2 separate regions of the Homo sapiens genome follow, and region 2 is linked to region 1. A link is an interaction called in ENCODE POLR2A ChIA-PET data of the cell type or tissue named here. Cell type or tissue: PC-9. All regions are shown on one strand. Each heading gives the region's core, and the rest is flanking DNA. Links, peaks and the distances in the headings are about the cores only. Region 1 overlaps CAND2 (cullin associated and neddylation dissociated 2 (putative)). Region 2 has its middle 78 kb from the start of WNT7A.

Region 1 (8,468 bases), core at 103-8,102:
CCCAGCTACTTGGGTGGCTGAGGCAGGAGAATTGCTTGAACCAGGGAGGTGGAGGTTGCAGTGAGCTGAGATCGCGCCACTGCACTCCAGCCTGGGTGACAGAGCGAGACTCCATCTCAAAAAAAAAAAAAAAAAAGTAAATGTTACTGATCCCATTTAATGACAGATGAGGAAACTGAGTTGGGCAGGTTAATTAACTGAGCTGGACAGGTTAAGGATACACTGCTTGTAAGTGGCTGAACTGGAATTTAAAACCCAGGTAGGTTGGGCATGATGGCTGTCCTCCCAGCACTTTGAGAGGCCGAGGCAGGAGGAATTTGAGACGTCTGGGCAACATGGCAAAACCGCATCTCTACAAAAAAATACAAAATATTAGCTAGGTGTGGTGGTACACGCCTGTAGTCCCAGCTACTCAGGAGGCTGAGGTGGGAGGATCGCTTGAGCCCAGGAGGTCGAGGCTGCAGTGAGCTGTGATTGTGCCACTGCACTCCAGCCTAGGTGACACAGCAAGATCCTGTCTCAAAAAAAAACAACAAAAAAGACACCCAGGTCTTTCTGAAGCTTTCAACCATGAAGCCCTGTTTTAATGGTAAACACCTTTTCACCCTTCAAAGCCCAGCTTAAAGGGCCTCAATGCTGCTAGTATTCCACAGCTCAAACTTACTAAATCACCTTTAACCTCTGCCCCCGAATCCTTCCTTTACCAGGTGGGCTCTAAGTGAAACGCAGCTGCTCCTTGGTGTATGATGGGATTACATCACAATAGGTCCATTGTAAGTTGGCTTCCAGAAGCAATCCCATCATAAGGTGAGGAGCCTGCTGAACGCTACTGCTTTTGCACCATTGTAAAGTTGAACCATTGTAAGGCGGGGGCTGTCTGTAATCAGCAGAGTTGGCATCTCTGTCCTTTAGGGGGCCACGATGAACTCCTTGGTGGCAGAAACCCAGTCAGGCCCAACTCTGAGTCCTGGCACTTGGGCGCAGTGCAGATGTTCAGTGAACACCTGTCAAACATCAACATTTACTGAGCGCTGGCTGTGTGCCTGCGGTGGTTCTGAACACTTACAGGACCTCACTCACCAAATTGTTGCAGCAACCCTATGACGCAGACACAATTAGCACCCTCATGTGCTCACGAGGAGAAACTGAGGCTCAGAGAGGATCAGGTTGCCCTGGCTGGGGTCCCACAGCTCGGAGTCAGGGCAGGACTTGACCCAGGCCATGTGGCCCCGGCACCTGCTCTGATGAGATAATAATGCCCTAACAGTGAGGCATGAGAGGTGGCATCACCCCCAGCTTCCCCTGGGTCCCCAGCTCTGCTCCACACCTCTCGGATGAGGTCCCGCCGGATCTTTGTCTCCTGGTAGAGGAGGGGCAGGATGTCATCCAGCAGGTCCCGGACTAGCGAGGGCTTGTTGTGCACAGCTGAGTTGAAGAAAGCCAGAGTCGCACGGCGCACGTTCAGGTCTGGGTCCTGCAGGCTCTCCATGAACTCTCCTGGCAGAAGAACATGAGGGGCGTGGGGGATGCACAGCCAAAGCACAAAGTCACCTCCCTCACCACCCCGGCCATCTGGTTACTGTGCACGTGCAGAACTGGCTGAATGGGGGTAAGCTGGGTGTGGTGAGCATCTACTTTGTGCCAGGCACAAACAACCCTTCAAAGGCCAGATAAGAATGTGGGCTTGAGCTGATGTGGCTTCCATTCCAGCTCTACCAATTTACTGTGGGACCTTGGAGAGCCTCAATGTCCTCATCTGTAAAATGGGAGTCGTAACAGAACCTATGCTATGGGACTGTCTTTAGAATTTAAAATGTGGTGCCTCAGCATTATCTTGAAAAAAAAAAAAAGAAAAAAATTTTTTGAATGTGGTAATGCATTAAAAGCACAGAGCAGAGTGCCTGGCACACAGCACGGACTCTGTGAATGTGAACTTGTTATTACAGGTGAGGCTCTTAAAGATCAGAGAGGTCAAGAAACTTACACAGAGTCACCAGCACTTCTCAGGATACTCCTTTTTGTACAGTGCCATGATTTGTTTTTGTTTTGTTTTGTTGTTGAGACAGAGTCTCACTCTGTTGCCCAGGCTGGAGTGCAGTGGTGTGATCTCGGCACACTGCAACCTCCACCTCTCAGGTTCAAGCGATTCTCCTGCCTCAGCCTCCCAAGTACCTGGGATTACAGGCACGAACCACCATGCCTGGCTAATTTTTGTATTTTTAGTAGAGACGGGGTTTCACCATGTTGGCCAGGCTGGTCTCGAACTCCTGACCTCAAGTAATCCACCACCTCGGCCACCCACAGTGCCGAGATTACAGGCATGAGCCACTGTGCCCAGACTTGTACAGTGCTATGATTTGAATGTCCCCACCAAAACTCATGTTGAAACTTAATTGCCATGGTAATAGTATTGAGAGGTGATTAGGTCACGAGGGTGAAGCCCTGACGCATGGATTAATGCCGTCACTACAGGAGTGGGTCAGTGATCATGGGAGGGAGCTCCTGTTAAGCCCCGCCTCTCGTCTCTCTGTCTCCCATGCTCACTTCTGCCCTTCCTTCCACCATGGGATGGCCCTCACCAGATGCTGGTGCCATGTTCTTGGACCTCCCAGTCTCCACAACTGTGAGGAATGAATTTCTCTTCTTTATAAATTACCCAATCTGTAGTATTCTGTTATAGTAGCAGAAAAGGACTATGATATAGAGTTTAAACTTAAAAAAAATTTTTTTATTATACTTTAAGTTCTAGGGTACATGTGCACAACGTGCAGGTTTGTTACATAGGTATACATGTGCCATGTTGGTTTGGAAAAAAAAATTTTTTTAGAGATGGGGGTCTCACTATGTTACCCAGGCTGGTCTCAAACTCCTGGACTCAAGTGATCCTTCTGCCTCAGCCTCCCAAAGTGTTGGGATTACAGGCATGAGCCATTACGCCCAGCCATTATAGTTTAAACATTTTAGAATTGTTAATGTTTTATATACTTAATAAAGAAATAAGGATGGGGGAATCCCTAAAAATAAAACCAAAATGCAAAAAAACTGTATTTATCATTTTTTTGTTTGAGTCAAAAGACAGTCTCGCTCTGTCGCCCAGGACGGAGTACAGTGGCACAATCTCAGCTCACTGCAACCTTCATCTCCCGGGTTCAAGCGATTCTCAGGCCTCAGCCTCCCAGGTAGCTGGGATTATAGGCGTGTGCCACCACACCCCGTTTTTTTGTTGTTTTTTTTTTTGAGATGGAGTCTCGCTCTGTCGCCCAGACTGGAGTGCAGTGGCGCAATCTCGGCTCACTGCAAGCTCTGCCTCCCGGGTTCACGCCATTCTCCTGCCTCAAGCCTCCTGAGTAGCTGGGACTACAGGCGCCCGCCAGCATGCCCGGCTAATTTTTTTATATTTTTAGTAGAGACGGGGTTTCACTGTGTTAGCCAGGATGGTCTCGATCTCCTGACCTTGTGATCCGCCCGCCTCGGCCTCCCAAAGTGCTGGGATTACAGGCGTGAGCCACCGCGCCCAGCCTACACCTGGCTAATTTTTATATTTTTTGGTAGAGATGGGGTTTTGCCAGGCTGGTCTGGAACTCCTGACCTCAGGTTATTCTCCCGCCTCAGCCTCCCAAAGTGCTGGGATTACAGGAGTGAACCACCGTACCCATACCCACCCCCTGCAAAAACAAACCAACAAAAACTGTATTTAAAATGATCCACATAACCACCCAGCTTATGAAGGAGAGAACAAACCAAGCCACTTCGAGTATTTTGACTAGCTGCCCTCTAGCGAAACACAAAAAAACTACACACGAGTATTAGTTTTCACAGAGATAAGAGTCAGCAATTCTCAGACTACTTTCTGTGTATTTCAGGATTAAGAAAATAAATATCTTGTAGATAATGGGAGCTGGGTTTCTTACTGTAAGAGAAAGGAGTTACACATATGGAAAGGGGGCTAGACTGCAATACGAAGCAGCTATGAACTCAAGGTTTTCAAAATAGGTGGGTAGGTAGGTAGAAGAGAAAGAAGAGAGAGGGAGAGAAAGAGAGGCAGGGAGGGAAAGAAGGAGGGACAAAGAAAGATGTGCATGGGTGTGCATCTGGAAGCACATGTATACACGTATGTGTTTGTGTCTCTGCGTATAGACATGCATTTCCTAGTTCTGTCTGCTGAGAGGGCCTAGAAGCAATGAGGCCCCAACAGCAACAGGCACATCTAGTGTCCAGATTTTGGATTCAAAATACCATTCTCCACTAAAAGGAATCAGGACTCCTTGGAGAAATGGCTGATTCCAGGACTGGGGCAGGAGAGGTTCGCAATGAATCTGGAGCATCTCATCGTGCCAAAAGCAAGGATACACTTAAGAGAATGATGGAGGCTGGGCACGGGGGCTCACGTCTGGAATCCCAGCACTTTGGGAGGCTAAGGTGAGTGGATCACTTAAGCCTAGGAGTTCGAGACCAGCCTGGGTAACATAGCAAAACCCTGTTTTTATAAAAAAAATTTAAAAAGTAGCCAGGTGTGGTGGCTGGCGCACATCTGTAATCCCAGCTACTTGGGAGGCTCAAGTGGGAGGATTGCTTGAGCCTGAGAGGCAGGTTGCAGTAAGGTATGACTGTGCCATTGCCTTCCAGCCTGGGTGACAGAGTGAGACTCTCTCAAAAAAAAAAAAAAAAGATTGAAACATGTCAATAAAAAATAGGAACCAGCTTGAAGGGCTTCCAATGCATCAAAATTAAAGACAGTAACAGTATAGCCCACGGAATGAAGTGGGAAGAAGCCATGAGTCTCTAATGACAAATAAATTGATGAATAAATAAGTGGGAGAGAAGAAAAAGTTCTTCCAGACAGTAGAATGCAAACTTGTAACTATGGAAAGAATAATGGAACTAGAAAGTCACCATTTGGCAAATATCACAGTAATCATTGACCCAGGCAAGAAACAACCGTGGATGCTAAACCTAGTGGGCAAAAAAATTGATGAGAACAAGGATGTTTACATAAAATACTTATTTTATGTACTCAAAAATTCATATTCATTCCAAAGGAAAAAAAGAGTAATTTTAGAGTGGAGAGAAACCATGGCGGTATCCACCTGAACTGGGTGATCAAAGTTACCATCGCCAGCCAGGGGACAAGCCACCTCCATGTGCCCCTGATGTGATGCACTGGGAAGGGCAGGAAGGCTCCCAGCAGAGCAAGGATGCTCACAGCTCCTTGCTTGTGAGCATCCACTATGATGAGGTATATTAAAGGGCCTAGTGTGGTGCCTGATACACAGTGAGAGCTCAAAAACCAGTTCAAATGTTTTAAAGCAAGCCAGAACCCCCATGTGAAGGTCGCTGGTGGTGCTAGCCAAGGGCAGCTCCGTTACAATGGAGGAAATCAGGCCGGAGGGGGGGCATGTGCCCACTGCATTAGGGCAAGGGACAAAGTTGCTGCCGATGACCTTGCTAGAGCTTCTGCACGTGTTCTCCAGTGCAGAACACGGTCACGTCTGCTGGCCCCTTGGTCCCACATAACAGGCCCCTGGCAGATGAGTATCAGCACAACCGTTCCTTTTTTTTTATTTATGAGACAGAGTTTTGCTCTTGTTGCCCAGATTAGAGTGCAATGGTACGATCTTGGCTCACTGCAACCTCTGCCTCCCGGGTTCAAGCAATTCTTTTGCCTCAGTCTCTCAAACAGCTGAGATTACAGGTGCCCACCACCATGCCCAACTAATTTTTTTTTTTTTTTTTGAGACGGAGTCTTGCTCTGTCGCCCAGGCTAGAGTGCAGTGGTGCAATCTCCGCTCACTGCAACCTTCACCTCCCGGGATCAAGTGATTCTCCTGCCTCAGCCTCCAGAGTAGCTGGGATTACAGGTGCCTGCCATCATACCCGGCTCATTTTTGTATTTTTAGTAGAGACAGGGTTTCACCGTGTTGGCCAGGCTGGTCTTGAACTCCTGACCTCAGGTGATCCACCTGCCTTGGCCTCCCAAAGTGCTGGGATTACAGGCGAGAGCCACCGCACCTGGCCCAGCACCCCCATTTTATAGCTGAGGATGAGAAGACTTGTCCACACTCACACACCCAGGGAATAGCAGGGCCAGGATTTGAACCTGAGGCAGGTGAGCTCCAAAACCTCTCTCTACTGGGCTGCCCTGCCTAGATGTGGGCTGAGACTCCAGTGTGGCCCAGTGAGGGGCTGCAGGCTCCAAGCTCTGAAGGGGCGAGGGCTCTGCCTTCCTAGGAAAAACCCAGTGGTCCTGCCGAGCCCCAGAGGGAGGTCTCAGTTCCTCTCCTCCCAGTGAAGGCTGCTTGGGCTCCTCAGGCCAGAAGGCCCCTCAGACAGAGGGCGATCTAGTGGACAGGCGGGGCCGGGGGGAGCACTCTTCCCTGCCCCACTTTGGGGCCCGCAAAAGCTAAGGCATGTGAGAGGCTGGTGGTTTTCCATTCCCAAGAGTCTATATGTTGATGAAGCATCTTCTCCCTCAGTTGCCCATGGGCTTCCAGGACAACTCTAGAAAATGCAGATAATAAGAGTTTCTCACGCCCATTTGACAGATGAGGAAAGCGAGGCTTAGAGGTGTGATGGGCATGCCACACCCACCCATGATTGAGTGGCAGTAGGAAGGCAGGGATGTGAACCCAGGCCTTTTAACTGGAGGGCCAGGCCCTGCTGCCCATCATGGGCACACCTCCCGGGTCTCCCATTGCCCTTGGCTATTGGGTAGTAAACATCAGCCCAAGCTCAAGGACTGGGTGGGGGCACTGAACAAGGTGGAGGGGCAAGAGGTAGGTGCTCACCGATGAAGCTCTTCAGGAGGGGGTCAATGGGATGGGGCTGGTCCGAGATAAGGAACTTGACCGCTGTGATGACGGTGCTCCGGGTGTGTGGCCGACCTGCAGGACAAGAAGAGGTGAGTTAGTGAGGGGCAGGGGCCAATCCTGGAGGCTCACAGATCAGAAGGTGCTTAGGCTCCTCCCCCTGCTTCCCTGGAAAACAGAACTGTACCCCCTCCCCATCTCTGGGAAAGTGGATTCTACCATTTCCCTTGGCAGCCTTGAATCTCCCCTCAATTCTTCCTGCTGCAGCTGAAACAGTAGGACTGCCAGTGCTCAGGTAACACCACAGGCTGCAAACAGGGAACCAATAACCAAGACAGGAACTGCTCCAACAAAGACCTTCCCTCAGGCCTTGGGATTTTTCAGACATGTTATCTCAATGAGTCCTAACAATGATCCTATTAATAATAAAGTAGTATTAAAAGAACCAATAAAATCACCAATAAAAATCATCTCTTTGACATATGAGGAAAGAGAGACTCAGAGGGTTTAAGTTCATGTCTAGGGCCACACAGCAGATCCAGAATTCCTGGCTGGGCCCCTCTTCCTGGGGCTGCGTTCTGGCTGGTGGTCAGGGAGGCCTAACAGAACTCGGATCACCTCCAGGCTCGGTCACAGAGAGCTTGCTTACTTGTGCTTTGCCGCTTGCTTTCTGAGTAGAGAAGCCCAGTAAAGAGGGGAAGTACATTCCCTTAATGAAGGAAACGAATGGGTGGACGCTCCACCTGCGTCTGAATCTCTCCTCAGTGGCTCGCCCCCTTTGCTCCCTGCCCAACCCCAGCACAATGCAGTGAATGGGCTAAGGTGTTTCCACCCCACAGGCTTTATGTTCAGCCTCGAGGAAAAGTTTACCATTTGGTGCTAAGGCATGAATGAATGGAAGAGTTACTGAATTCAGACTTTCAGCTTTTACCTCTTTCCCTTGCCAGCCTGACTGGCTCCCAGGAAGATTTAGGGTGGCTGATGAAGACAGGCACAAGAGAGTAAGATTAAGTGAACTGAAAACAAGAACAAGGCCAAGGACGACTGAAGGCAGGGAGGTGAGAAGGAGACTAGCAGGAAGATGTACAGAGAGCATCAATAAGGAAGTCCCAGGAACCTACTAGAAGCAGACCACTCATCTGGCTCTAAGCTTCCCAGCAGTTGGTGCTAAAAAGGAAATGTGACCGGGTGGCTGGTTCAACAGTGCACGTGAGATAGAAACAAATAGGTGTTTAGGCAAAGCAGGGCTCCTCTGCATCTTAACACTCTCGTCTCTCAAGGTTGTGTGATGTAATAGACAGTGTCCTCAACAATGTTCTTCCATCCAGTCCTGAGGCCAGACAACTGCTTCTTACGAACCCAGCAACCCAAGAAGGCCTTAACTGAAATCACTAACCTACCTAGTAACAACAGCAGCTCTTGATTTACTCAGTATTAATTACTGTAGGTACCACATAGGTTACCAAACACTGTACCTGCATTCTGTCAAGCAGAGCATCCACTGGTTCTGTAAGGGGCCAGCTGGCCAGCTCGAAGCCCACTGGCCTTTCATTCTGGGAACTCTCATTTTCCTAGGAGCCTGATGACCCTACCTGTCTGCTTTCCACCTCCTGAAGCTAAGACACCTGGTGTGCCAAAACACGACAAGCCAAAACGCCTGCC
Region 2 (8,468 bases), core at 368-8,367, 980 kb before region 1:
GGACATTAACAAATGTCATTGAAACTGCATGCCATATGTTCAGAAAGTTAAGCTGAGGTACATATAATATGAAAAAAGCTTTCTAGAGATGAAATTTCTAAAGATGAAAGCTACAAGTTCTGAGATGAAGAAATATACTAGACAGGGCTACCAGCAGATTAGACATTGTAGAAGAAAAGATTAGCAATTTGAAGACAGAGCAATAGAAACTATTCAACATGAAACATACAGAGAAAGTGCAACTTTTAAACAAAAAAGTGCATCAGTGATCTGTGGGAAAACTTCAGGCAGCCTAACAAGCAAGGAGTTGGGATCTGGGAAGGAGAAGGGGCTAGGGGAACAGAAAAAGTATTTGAAAAATTAATAGCCAAAAATGTTCGAAATCCAAGGAAAACTGTAAACCCACAGAGCCCAGAGCTCCACAAACCCCAAGCACAGAAACATGAAAGAAACCACACCAAGGCACATCATAATCAAATTGCTCAAAACCCAGTGAAAAAGAGAAAATCTTAAAAACAGCCAGAGGAAAACAAGATGTTACTTCTATAGACACACAAAAGGTGAAAGAATTCATTATCAGCAGACCCACACTACCTATAAGAAGTTGTTAAAGAATGCCCTTTAGGCAAAAGGAAAATGACACCAGCTGGAAACGTGGATTTATGCAAAGGAACAAGGAGCATTGGAAATGGTAATTCCATGGGGAGACGTAAAAGATGATTTTTATATTATTTAAATATCTTTCAAGAATTGACTTTTTAAAAAAATGCAGTTTTAGAGATAAGGTCTCACTATTTTGCCCAGGCTGGTCTTGAACTCCTGAACTCAAGGGATCCTCCTGTCTCAGCCTCCCAAGTAGCTGGGATTATAGGCACGCCCCACCACATCTGACTGTTTAAACCAGCCTATTGCAGAGGTTATCATTTAGATGTGGAGAACAAGAGACAGAAAGGGTAAATCACCTGCTGCGCAGTGTGGTGGATGTGAATCCAGGCTTTAAGAGTCTCGTTTCATTTTTCGTGGAAATAAAAATATAATCGTTATAAGTATAGTTGACCCTGGAACAACGTGGGGGTTGGGAGCACTGGCCCATCTTGCAGTTGAAAATCTATGTATAACTTTTGACTACCCCAAAACTTAACTATTAATAGCCTACTGTTAACCAGAAGCCTTACTGATAATATCAACAGTCATTTAACGCATAATTTTGTATGTTATATGTATTACATACTGTATTCTTACAGTAAAGTAAGCTTGAAAATATAAAATGTTAGTAAGAAAATCACAGGGAAGAGAAAACATATTTACTATTCATTAAGTGGAAGTGGATCGTCATAAAGGTCTCCATCCTCATTCAGTTAATGCATATTTTGTATGCTATATGTATTATATACTGTATTCTTACAGTAAAGTAAGCTTGAAAATATAAAATGTTGTTAAGAAAATCACAAGGAAGAGAAAACGTATTTACTATTCATTGGAAGAGAAAACATATTTACTATTCATTAAGTGCAAGTGGATCGTCATAAAAGTCTCCATCCTCATCTTCCCGTTGAGTAGCCTGAGGAGGAGGAAGAGGAGGGGTTGGTCTTGCTGTCTCAGGGCTGGCAAAGGCAGAAGAAACTCTGAGGATAATTGGCCCCAAGGAGTTCAAACCCGTGTTGCTCAAAGGTCAGCTGTGAGTGGATATACTTATACACACACACACACACACACACACACACACACATATGTATATGTGTGTGTGTGCATATATATATATGCCTAGGTAATGAATCTATTTACATGAAATTTGGTGTATACAGTAGTTTTCCCAGGTTGTGGGCCTATGAGTTTTGTGAGTTTTTTGCTTAGCTGTATTTTGTTGTTGTTATTATTATTATTATTATTATGGAGACGAGTCCCACTCTGTGACCCAGGCTGGAGTACACTGGTGCAATCTTGGCTCACTGCAACCTCTGCCTCCCGGGTTCAATCAATTCTCCTGCCTCAGCCTCCCAAGTAGCTGGAATTATAGGCGTGCATCGCCCACCATATTGGCCAGGCTGGTCTCGAACCCCTGACCTCAGGTGATCTAGCTGCCTCGCCCTCCCAAAGTGCTAGGATTACAGGCCTGAGCCACCGCGCCTGGCCTATGTTTTGTAATTATACTTCATCTTGATTTGGGGCAAAACTTTTTTGTTTGTTTTTTGAGACAGAGTCTCGCTCTGTCGCTCAGGCTGGAGTGCAGTGGTTCGATCTCGGCTCACTGCAAGCTCCGCCTCCCGGGTTCACGCCATTCTCCTGCCTCAGCCTCCCGAGTAGCTGGGACTATAGGCACGTGCCACCACGCCCAGCTAATTTTTTGTATTTTTTAGTAGAGACGGGGTTTCACCGTGTTAGCCAGGATGGTCTCGATCTCCTGACCTCGTGATCCACCGGCCTCGGCCTCCCAAAGTGCTGGGATTACAGGCGTGAGCCACTGCGCCTGGCCAGGGGGCAAAACTTTTAAATTACCTAGAGAAGAATAAAACCCGTAGTTTCACGGGAGTTGTGGAGACTGTTTTCACAACCTATTTCCTTTCTTACCCATTTTTGATCAGGTGTCCACAGGGCCCCCTTCTCAAAAAACCCCAAGGCAGCATGACTCCCACTTGGCAATGTAGTGGCCCACATGATGGGAGATCAGGGGTCTGCAGCCACCAGCAGGACCTCACTCCAGAGCTAGCTCTCTACTTGCCTCCAGATGTTGCCATCTGAATAATAGTACAAGAAATAGTAGCATCAAAAATAAAAATAAAAAAGCAGCTCCACTGATCAGGCTCCCTAGGTGCACCAGGCACAGCAGATGCCACAGAGGTCCCCAACCTTGGCTGCACACCAGCCTCGCAGTGGAGCTTGGGGAAGACAGAAACCCAGAACCCAGCCCCACCCCAGAACTAGGATTGAATTGGGCCTGGGAGCAGCCAGATATGACCACAGATGCAGCACTTACTTGACCTCCCTAGAACTGCCCTCTTCCCCTAGCACTCTGCAAGGCAGATATTCCTCATTACAGTTACAGGTGATAGATTAAGACCTAGAACGGGATTGAGTTCTGACTTGTCACAGATCACATAGCCAGGCAAGGGCAGACCTAGGTTTGAACCCCCTTCCCTGCTATAATGCAGCACACTCTCCCACCAGACTCCTCACTCCCCTACATGGCCGAATCTGGACTCAGCATTTTCTACCAGAATTGTTCTGCATTCCCTATTTGTGATCCCAGAGAATGGTCCTTTCTCCAGATTTTCAGAACCCAAGGTGGGACTCCCCGCCACACAAAATCAATCTTGGCTCCCCCTTCTCCTCCCAGCATGCACATCCAATCTGTCACCAAGTCCCGTTGATCCCATCTCCCAAATCTTCCCGCTCCAACCCCACTGTCGTCACCTACTCAGGCCTCCCTAGTCTTTCCCCGAAATGTGGCCAGGCCTCCCAGCTCTCCAAGCCACAGTCCTCCTCTGGGCTTCTCTGACCGCTGTGCCCTTCTCTCTCTCCCATTGGCTAGTAGCTGCCTATCTATTCCTGCCTCCCCCAACCAGACTGGGGGCTCCTCAAGGACAGGGACCATATCTGATCCTGCAACAAGGCCCCAGCACCCCATACAGAGAGGGCACACTGTGGATACCAACAAATGCTTAGTGAGTGAGTCAATGAATTCAATGAATGAGGGAATTAATAAATGACAAATTAATTAATGATCAGGTCTTTTTCTTCTTCCCCATTGGGCTCCAAGGATTCAAAGTGAGATTCTTTTATTCTGCTCTGTGTGCCAAGCTCTCAGCACTGGCCTTGCCTGAGCAGATCCTAATAAACGTTTGTTGGTTGAATAACAGAATGGGCCTTCTGTTTGGAATGCTCTTCCCCCAAACGTCCCCATGGCTCTCCCTTTTGCCTCCTGCAAGTCTTTGCTTAAATGTCACCTTCTCAAGGAGGTCCGACCACCCTATTTGGAACTGAAAGCACCTGCTTCCTTCCAGAACTCCAGCCTCCCCTCCCTGCCACTTTGTTGTTCCCACCTTCCCACTTACGATCCCTTTCACTTGCTTATTATGTGTTTATCACTTATCATCTGTGTCCCACCTGCCACCAGCATAACAATTGTCTTAAACACAGATCTTTGTTTTGTGTAATTTCCCCAGTGCCTAAAACAGTGTGTGTCTAACGTGAGTGTCCAATAAATACTTATTGAATGAGAAAATGGCTCTTGCTCTGCGCTGACTGCTCTGTGGTCTGGGGCCAACTCCTCAATCCCTCTGAGCTCCTGCATACTCATCCCTAGAACAACAATAGCATCAACAATAATGTAATAAAGGAGGTTGGGCGGCGTGGCCGTCATTGGAACTGCTCAAAGATATTCTGTCTGTCCAACTTCCAGGCATATAATTGAGCTGTGCCTCCTGCCCCACTGGGGTTCAGCATGCGACACACCTTGGCCAGTTTGAACGGAAGGGGAAGTGATGAGACACCATCACTTAACTGGCTGTTAAGCCAGTGTGTGACTCACCATTCTCTTCTCCCCTCTGCCCAAAGATTGGCGGTGTTCCCAGTGGTGGCTGCTCCATCAGCCTGCTCCCCGAGTGAGGATGGCACAAAGCAAAGCTGCTGCTAGCCCATTTGGACATGTGGCATGCATGAGAAATAAGCTTTTGTTGTATTAAGCCACTGGGATTTGGGGCCTTTTGTTACTACAGCATAGCCTCGCCTCTCCTGACTGATGCCAACAGAATAAGCTCTTTGGTCCTGATAGATCTGAATCTGCAATTTTTGTCTATGTGTTACCCTGAGAGCTTGCTGCTCCCGCTGCCCACCGCTGGCACTGGAGAGGGTGGCCTCGCAGGTGTCACAGTAACAGTGGCTTATCTGTGTTGTGTGTAGACCACCCCGCAACTGCCCCACTTCATCTTCAGCACAATCCAGCGAGCAGTTACTGCTGTTGTCCCCTTGAAGGCACATAGGGGGCAAGAAGACTTGCCCAGGTGCGTAGCTGTGAGATGGCAGGGCCAGGACTTACCCCAGGCAGGCTAGCTCCAGGGCCTGGACTCTTTTAAGTGAGCCCCACATCGGGTGGCTCTGTGTTTCTGCCTCTCTCATGATTCAGGTTCTTGCCATCCCCATCCCAGCTTCCAGCTTGCTATCCAAGGAAGGCTTGCAGCTCAGTGCCAGGCTTCCCTGTTGGATATATTTGGGCCCAGGTGGAGGGCAGGGCATGCTAGGCTCCAGCTGGCTTTGCTAAGGGGGTTATGTGGGAGAGGGGCGCTGGGTCAGAGCAGGGCTGGAGGTGTAGCAGGCACCAGGATGCAGCCTCTGGCTGCCTGGAACCCTTCAACATGTCCCACATGAGTCAAAGTGTAGATCATCCCGCACTTCTTTGAGATTCCCCTCTTCCCCACTCTGGGCAATTTCTTCAAGAGCATGCAGTGCTCCTGGTCCCTGACCAAGTAGCATTGGTTGGGTCATAGAGTATCTACTCACCTGGACCAGCTGGTCCAGCCCCTGCATTTAACAGTGGGTGGGCTGGAGGCCCCGAGATGGATGGGCACTTAGCAGAGGCTGCACGGCAGGCACAAGTGCTCAGTTTGCCCAGATTTCACCTTTGCAAAACTGGCTTCCATGATTAGACACACCCCATCTGAGAAGTCTTCCTCATTTAAATGTGGGGCGGTGATGGCTGATTTCCCCCTGAACTTGGGAAGTGGGGAGAAGGGAAAGAAATATATTTCTTATGCCAGAAGCTTGGCATAAGAAACTTCACCAAAGCCTCTAAGGTGGGTCTCATGAGGGCCCACTTCACAGGTGGAAAGCCTGAGCCTGCCAAGCTCTGGCTGCTGAGTGGCAGAGCCAGGATTCAGACTTGGGCTCCCAAAAATAGCCAGGGTATGTGCTACAAGACCACATTCCACTCGAACTTACAGCCTCCATCTCTGCAGGAGCTGCCCCCTTAATGGGGAGGAGAGTAAAACCACTGAGGACAGGGCTCCTCTGGGACCTTGGCTGCCTTTGATGAGGTAGAGTCACACACCTTAGCCACTGACTCTCTACATGACTTGGGCCAGGGCTTCCACCTGCCGAGGAGCCTGTCTCCTCGGCAGTCAAATGGGGATTAATAAGGGATTCTTTCTTCAATGAAGGAATGAGGTCACGTGCCTTGCCCTGCACCCGGCAAGTGATGGTTGGTGAGAACAGGTCCATCTGCACCTGAGTCGTGGGCACCCAGCTGCCTGCAGAGCATATCTTCACACACTGCATGTGGCCTAAGGGACCTCAGAGAATGTCTCAGGATAAATATCCAGAAGCAGAATTGTTGCTTCTTCGGTGTGTAACTTCATGTGCATAAGAACTGGGAGATTAGGAGATGGCTTTCTTGATTGGTTCCACTGGTGACCACTCCCACTCAGGACACCAGAGGTTCTCTATGCCACACCCATGCCAGCACTTGGCATAACCCAGCTTTCTAATTCCTGCCCGTCTAATCAATGTAAGGTGATAGCTCATTGTTATTTTAATGTGCATTTCTCTGGTTACTAATGAGCTTTCCCATCTCTTCCTGAGCTGTTTGGCCTTTTCTGTTTCCACTTCTATAAATTGCTGGTTTATATATTTGGTGCATTTTTCCACTGGGTCTACTATCTGAAAAACCTCCTCTGAGCTTCCCATCTGGCCAACCTCCTTGGCTCCTTCAGAAGCCTGCACTAACCCATCATGTCCTGGGCTCTCTGCACTCCATAGTTCCCTGGGTATTACCTCCCCAGCCGGAGGCAGGGACTGTGTTGCATCCTCACCCCTGCTCACCTGTCTGCCTCGCTCATTCACCCACTGGGTTCCCTTCACAACTGGGATAAAATTCAAACTCCTTACCACGGCCAGAGGGTCCACTCTGTCCCAGCTGACCCTGAGCACTCTTGATGTCCCTGCTAACTTGCTTAAGCCCCTTGGGCTTCCTGGCTGGGTCTGACATGCCATGCTCCTCCCCACCCTCCCTTCCTCCAGGCAGGACCTCGTTTAGAAGTTACCTCCTCCCAGCTGCGCAGTGGCTCACGCCTGTAATCCCAACACTTTAGGAGGGTGAGGCGGTCGGATCAAAAGGTCAGGAGTTCTAGACCAGCCTGGCCAATATGGTGAAGCCCCATCTCTACTAAAAATACAAAAATTAGCCTGGCATGGTGGTGGGCCCCTGTAGTCCCAGCTACTCGGGAGGCTGAGGCGGGAGAATCACTTGAACCTGGGAGGCAGAGGTTGCAGTAAGCCGAGATCGTGCCACTGCACTCCAACCTCGGTGACAGAGCAAAACTCTGTCTCAAAAAAAAAAGTCACAAGTCACCTGCTCCCAGAGGCCTTCCCTGACCTCCCTGCCTGAAGTACCAGTGCAAGGATACCTGCCTCCACTCCACTCCCTGAGCTAGCTTTGTCTTTTCCTGGCCCTTACCAATCTGGTCATTAGGTCGTGCACGTTCTGTGGGTTTTTGGAGGTGAGGCAGCTGATGAATGCCAAGTCCATAATAAAAAGTGTAGCCCCCATACGGGAGCCCAGGCCCCCGGGTGCGTTCCCCACCCTGCCCTGACGTAGTGCCCAGGGCTGTTTAAACTCTGGCATTTATGAGATTCCACCTAATACCTCTCCACTGGCTGCTCCTAAGGCATGGCGGCTTAATCAGCACCAGAAAAGATGTTGGCAGTGGAGGCAGACAGGCCAAGGACATTTGTGCTCGCACCTCCTCAGAGCACAGCCACTTCCTGCAGGCCCCAGCATGGATCTCCCACTCACCCCGAGCCCCGTGCACCTAGACAATGGTTCTGTAGGACGGCTTCTTTTCAGGGAACTGTGAGCAGGAGTGGGGACACACCACAGCCAGACCTGGGTGGAGAGAAGCGGATGGACCTAGTCCGCCTCTATTCTGGATAGTCACCTTAATAGAGGAGCCACGGGTGGCAGGAGGCTGGGACCCACCTTGCCCATGGGGACCCCCTTTCTGCATGCCCTCCTGGGCTGCTGAAACACAAGAAACCAACCTCCACGGTGTTAGGCCACCAGGATACCTCGGTCTAGCCGCAGCTGGAATAATCAACTAAAACGTGGATTAAGGCATCGAGGCAGGCCCATCACATTCGCTGGAGGAGGAAACCAGAGTAGGCCAGTGCCCGATAGATCTCGGTGAGTGAACCCATAGATGGGATGAACTGAGCCAGCCCTTGCCTCTCTGTGCTCCCTCCAGTGTAAAGAAGTAATATCCATATGTGTGTGTGTGTGTTTATATATATATAGTTATTGTTGCTGTTGTTGTTAAGACAGGGTCTCACTCTGTTGCCCAGGCTGGAGTGCAGTGGCACAATCTCGGCTCACTGCAATGGCTGCCTCCTGGGTTCAAGTGATTCTCCTGCCTGTCTCCCGAGTAGCTGGGATTACAGGCACGCACCACCACACCCGGCTATTTTTTATATTTTTAGCA

Evidence for each region. Peaks named below come from ENCODE experiments on the same cell type or tissue, not always from the same donor. Only the 100,000 strongest peaks of a DNase experiment are listed, where the experiment ranks them.
Region 2: POLR2A ChIA-PET joins it to region 1 with 5 read pairs; 1 of 35 experiments calls an interaction of 5 or more read pairs at or near these places.

Annotation. Positions count from the first base shown.
Region 1 is chr3:12,818,499-12,826,966 of GRCh38, reverse strand. CAND2 (cullin associated and neddylation dissociated 2 (putative)) reads right to left here. Exons shown (of 15, transcript NM_001162499.2): 11 at 6,786-6,881; 12 at 1,328-1,497. Among named protein-coding and RNA genes, the nearest start is that of SNORA7A, 18 kb to the left of the region's middle. In PC-9, for the core only: CTCF peaks have their summits at 3,574 and 3,785; a DNase peak (open chromatin) is centred at 3,766.
Region 2 is chr3:13,798,030-13,806,497 of GRCh38, reverse strand. No RefSeq gene overlaps it. Among named protein-coding and RNA genes, the nearest start is that of WNT7A, 78 kb to the left of the region's middle. In PC-9, for the core only: no CTCF peak of the experiment used is centred there; a DNase peak (open chromatin) is centred at 4,477; H3K27ac peaks cover 601 bases.